2 separate regions of the Homo sapiens genome follow, and region 1 is linked to region 2. A link is a loop called in an ENCODE intact Hi-C map of the cell type or tissue named here. Cell type or tissue: GM12878. All regions are shown on one strand. Links, peaks and the distances in the headings refer to the core of each region. The heading gives the core; the rest is flanking DNA. Region 1 overlaps PLA2G4A (phospholipase A2 group IVA). Region 2 has its middle 22 kb from the start of PLA2G4A.

Region 1 (2,929 bases), core at 147-2,646, 58 kb before region 2:
TGTTTTTATTATAAGGACTCATTGAATGTGAACCATATGTCATACATTCTACTAGACACCAACTGTCATTTAATATTCCAAACAACCCTAAAGAATAGGTGTGATTATATTTATAAATGAGTAAAATGAGACTCTGAGAGGCTCAGTAATTTCCCAGTTACTCATAGATAGTAAATGGTGAACTTTTACTAGAATTCAGCCTTGCTGTTCTGTGTCTGTGCCCATCTCTTTATAAGAGCTTTAAGGATTAATAAGAGAGTAACTATAATAAAGTAAGCACATATTCTTGGAGAAAGATGTTCAGTTTCAATCGATGATTATCCAAATAGTCTTTTGAGAACCGCTTACCATGTTTCCTGGGGCCACTATCACATGCAATTTCAAACTAGTCCAGACTGCACTAGGTTTCAACTTGGATAGGAGATGTTTGGTTATATCTCACGGATAGTGCCAGAGGAAATTATATTACTGAATTCACAACCAATATTCTCCAAGGGAAACTAATGACTCAGGACAATGGTGGCTGGTAGTTGGCAGAGAGAGATGTCATATTTCAATTGAGATGTCAAATCTAAGCTCAATCCGACTTAGTCACAAAGATTAAGCTTTGCCTTCAGGTTTTGGATTACTTTGAGTGTCTTTCTGCATTTAAAATCATTTCTATAGTAAAAACCAAGACAATTTTTCATTTCAAAATTACAATTTTCTATTCAGTAGGAAAACAGCTACTGTATTAAATTCATTCTGGATAAGTATATTGATATATGTAACTATGATTGGCATTGAAAAAAAGAACCAATTTATACCAAATCAATTTGATGATCTTCCTAATCTGTTTAAAACTCTACTGTTATAAGACAAGAACCAAAGAAACAATCATAAAATAAAGTTGATGGAAAATAAAGTAGATTCTGAATGCAAATATTGTTTTTCTCTATTCAACCTAACTTTGCCTAATTTTTAAAACTAAAACTGTTAGTATGACAAAGACTATGATGTGTGATTACTGAACCCAGAGATTATGATCACCACAACTGGCAATAGGCACCTTCTCAGAAATTTTTTTTAATAGTTGCATTGATGTCATTAATAAATCCTGAGGTTTTTTTGGTAAGATACTTATTTTCAGTTTCGCTTTCAGGTGTGGAGTTTCATTCTAATATAACTGTGAAGCACAGTCATTTTGCTATTATTCACCTACACTTTTTAAAGAATGATCAGCATTATCTATTTTTAGTCTAACAATACTATCTAATCTTTTTTTAAAAATTCTCAGACATGGGTTGGCCATGTGCAGAAATTATCTCAATGCTCAAAACACCTAATTTGGAACATAATTTGTTAGCTCTAGAAGACATCACTAAAAGAAAATCAAAATCAGAAATATGACTTGAGATTCTTCTCCCCTTGAACAAGAAATTTATCACCTGCACAAGTATATACATTAAGTTTGGCAATATATTATATTTTATATATATATATATGTATATATTTTTATTTTATTTTATTTAGACAGAGTCTCATTCTATCACCCAGGCTAGAGTTCAGTGGATCAGATGATCTTCCGACCTCAGCCTCCCAAGTAGCTTGGATTACAAGCACACACCACCAAACCCAGCTAATTTTTGTTTTTTGTTTTTGTTTTTGTAGAGATGGGATTTTGCCTTGCTTGCCAGGCTAGTGTCAAACTCCTAGGCTCAAGCAATCTGCCCACCTCAGCCTCCCAAAGTGCTGGGATTACAGGCATGAGCCACCACACCTGGCCTATAGTTGTATATATTTTTAAAAATAAAAGCAAATATAGAGTGCATTCTTATTGCAGTAAGAAGATTTTAAGTCCTCTTTTAATCACGAGTATAGGGACTGGTATCCAGAATATATAAGGAACTCAACTCAATAACAAAATAATAATAATAATAATAATAATAATCTGATTTTTAAAACAAGTAAAAGACTTAAATAGACATTTCTCAAAAGAAGACACTCAAATGGCCAACAAGTATATGAAAAAATGCTCAACATCACTTATCCTCAGGGAAATGCAAATCAAAACCACGATGAGATATTACCTCATCCCAACTAGAATTGCCATTAAAAAAACCACAAAAATGACAAATGCTGGCATAGATGTAGAGAAAGAGAAACATTTATACACTGTTGGTGGAAAACTAAATTTGTATAGCCATTGTGTAAAACAGTATGGAGGTTTTTCAAAAAAATTAAAAATGGTACTACCATATGGTCCAGCAATCCTACTATTGGGCATATATCTAAAGGAAATGAAAGCAGAGTGTCAAGGATGAATCTGCACTCCCATGTTTATTGCAACATCATTCACAATAATCAAGATGTGGAATCAACCTAAGTGCCCATCAATGGATGAATGGATAAATAAAAGTGGTACATATACACAATGGAATACTATTCAACCATAAGAAAGAAGGAAATCCTGTCATTTGTTCCAACAGGGATGAACCTGGAGGACATTATGCTAAATAGTTACATATTTGCGGTCAGGAGTGGTGGCTCATGCCTTAATCCCAGCACTTTGGGAGGGAGGCCGAGGAAGGTGGATCACCTGAGGTCAGGAGTTCAAGACCAGCCCGGCCAATATGGTGAAACCCCATCTCTACTAAAAATATAAAAAATTAGCCAGGCGTGGTGGCAGGCACCTGTAATCCCAGCTTCTCAGGAGGCTGAGACAGGATAATGGCTTGAACCCGGGAGGCGGAGGTTACAGTGAGCTGAGATCATGCCACTGCCCTCCAGTCTGGGCAAAAGAGGGAGACTCTGTCCCCAAAAAAAAAAAAAAAATTATATATTTGCACAGAAAAACAAATAGCACAACATCTACCCATATGTGGAATCTAAAGAAGTTGATGCCATAGAAGTAGAGAGTAAGATAGTGGTTACCAGAGGCTAGGGAAGA
Region 2 (2,929 bases), core at 261-2,760:
TGGGCTATGGGTGCACACTACCAGGCCCAGCTAAATTAAAAAATATATATATAGATATAAGGTCTCACTATGTTGCTCAGGCTGGTTTCAATCTCCTGGGCTCAAGCGATCCTCCCACCTCAGCCTCCCCAAAGTGCTGGGATTACAGGCGTGAGCCACCATGGCTGGCTCTCACGAGCATCCTATTCTTTTCTTTTAATTGATATTGTGTGGTGGTAAATATGCAATGACTACTAAAACTGGCACCAGTACTTCTAATAAAGAGTCCAGTGACTACTAGCGATGGTAAATAATGATGGCAAGGCAAATAATACCTAAATATTATGAAGATATTTTGCCTTATGAACCTCCTGATAAGATTTTGCAGACTGCCCAGGTATCCACGTGTCACCTTCTTAGAACTACTGCTTTAGAGCCTTCTGATGATAGCTAATGCTTATGGTCCCTTCCCATGTGCCAGCTGCTACTCCAAGTGCTGAGTTACTTTATCTGAGTAAGTGCCGAGATACTTAATCTGAATTTAGCATCTCTTTTTCTTTGATAAGAAACATGAATGTGTCCCAAATGAAGGAAGAGAGAATAGAGGAGGGACTATAATATTAAAATATTTTTCAACAGAATACATTGAATAAATGGCTTTCAGTAACTTGAGATCTAAAATATTTACTTTTAAATGATATGCACTGGCAATCTATAATAAAGTCAACATTTTTGTGGGACTTTAACACAAATTCCTCAATTGGCAAAGAAATTTACCAAAAATTTTAGCAAAAATTATTCCTACTTGGCGATATAGCACTTTTAGGAAGATCTGGTTCCTATTCTCAAGTTTATGTAAACTTAGAATCAAATTGTAGCTCCAGCTTTGCCACTTTCTTCAAGTGTTGCGTAATGCAAATCACTAAGTTTTAGGAGCTTTAGAGAATTAACACAAGAATTTAAAAGGACAGAAAATGATCTCACATCTTTGTCCATTAGAAGACCCAAAGCTGGATCAAATTCTAAGCCAACAGTTATCAGAAATGCTATTGGGTCTGACGTTCCCTTCTGGAAGCGGCCAGAAAGAGACCACTTTTGGTCTTTGGTCCCTACTTATAGGCATTGGAAAAATAGAAAAGGCTCTTAGATTCTCTAGAGACGTGAGTGTATACCAACCCCACTAATCTGACTGTCAAAACAATAAACAAAAACCCAACAAATAAAAAACGAATTTCACTGTATTTAGCATATATCATTTCATCTATCTTGTTTACTAACCTTAGTTTCTGTGTCTGTAAAATTGATCTAATATAATTGGCCTAAATAATTTAGTATAATCCAAGACTGACGACATAATTCCAAGACAACACATTCATTACTGGAATTGCTTTGATGTTATAAAAGCTAAGAGTAAAAGATAAGAATGGGCCAACTTCTCAAACCAACTTCTAAGCTTTCCTGAAATTACCAATTTTCCTTGTAATCTGAGATGAAGAAACATAGCATATCATCAGTCATAATAACTGATGGAAAAGGCCTGGAGACTTGGGAGTAAATGCTCAAGGATAACGACATAGCATTCTCCCGCAGGTCAGCAGGGGGTGTCACATCACCAGCCTTTGTGTTGTCGTCCAATAAGCTCCTATAGCTGTAGAAGAGATCTTTAAATAAAGCATTCAAATGAAACATCCACAGCAGCTCTTCTCACTAGTTTCCTCCATTCACTTAATGTGTTATTTTGACTTTCAGGCTTCTCTTCCCAGAAGTCTGCAGAAAAGTAATATATTACTACATACACATTTCAAATTCTCAGCTTATATTTTATGAGTATGTCTTTATCACTATCGAAAAAAATCAACCCATTTTGAAATAAGATTGAATCAGATTTCTCATGCTTTTCAAAAGAAACAGAAAACTATCTGCTCAAAAATAAACAAAACTATAGAATTTTTCACATGACAAGGAACATATAGGCTAAATGCGGTGGCTCACAACTGTAATCCCAGCACTTTGGGAGGCTGAAGCAGGAGGATTGCTTAAGCTCAGGATTTCTCAGCTGCAATGAGCCATAATGCACCACTGAACTCCAGCCTGGGCGACATATAATTATATATTTGTCCATAATGCAACTACTTTTAAAAGTAGTTCACACTGCTGCCTCTTGATTACCTACCTACACATCCAAACCCCTTGTGGTATTTTAAAATCCAGTATGCATATGGAACACACATAGCAGTGGAGATTTTTAGTGTCCTTGCATGCCCTTGAGAAAATACTGCGTAATAACCATGTCCCACCTTGAAACTGAAGTTTCAATAGTATTTACAGCATAGTTCATTAGGTTTCTGAATACCCTATTCAGTTATTTCAAAGCTTGTCCATGGTTAAAGAATAACAACATGACTATTTCCCTTTCCCCAAGGGAATTGTTTAAATTGCAATATCCTGTTTGGGGGATCTAGGACATTGACACCCATACTGAATAGCAAGCTTGTCCAACCAGCAGGCTGCCAACTTTGAATGTGGCCCTACACAAATTCGTAAACTTTCTTAAAACATTCTGAGATTTTTTTTTTTGCGATTTTTTTTAGCTCATCAGCTATCATTAGTATTAGCGTATTTTATGTGTGGCCCAACACAATTCTTCCTCTTCTAATGTAATCCAGGGAAGCCAAAAGATTCGACATCCCTGCTGAAAAGTAAAACCTCACTCTCTCAAAGTTGTAGTCTGGCTCTATTGTTCTAAATGGGGTCTCCTATGAGCTTTCAAAAATACTTCGATTTATAGACTGTTTTGAAATATAAATATATATATATATATATGACTTATTAGTTTCCAGTACATCTGGCTTATTAGTTTCCAGCATCAAGATGCCAGTAAGTTCTTATACTCATAGTTTATACCATGGTTTAAGCAGTATTATCTCAGAAGAACCAGACACAAACCAAT

What was found. Hi-C counts contacts between places; a loop is a spot of excess contacts. Peaks named below come from ENCODE experiments on the same cell type or tissue, not always from the same donor. Only the 100,000 strongest peaks of a DNase experiment are listed, where the experiment ranks them.
Region 1: it touches region 2 in a loop (2.0-fold over the local background); 2 of 110 quality-filtered maps call a loop at or near these places.

What each region holds. Positions count from the first base shown.
Region 1 is chr1:186,863,647-186,866,575 of GRCh38, reverse strand. All of the region lies in intron 2 of PLA2G4A (phospholipase A2 group IVA), which reads right to left. Among named protein-coding and RNA genes, the nearest start is that of PLA2G4A, 36 kb to the right of the region's middle. In GM12878, for the core only: no CTCF peak of the experiment used is centred there; a DNase peak (open chromatin) is centred at 1,105.
Region 2 is chr1:186,805,325-186,808,253 of GRCh38, reverse strand. No RefSeq gene overlaps it. Among named protein-coding and RNA genes, the nearest start is that of PLA2G4A, 22 kb to the left of the region's middle. In GM12878, for the core only: a CTCF peak has its summit at 1,575 (motif pointing right); no DNase peak of the experiment used is centred there.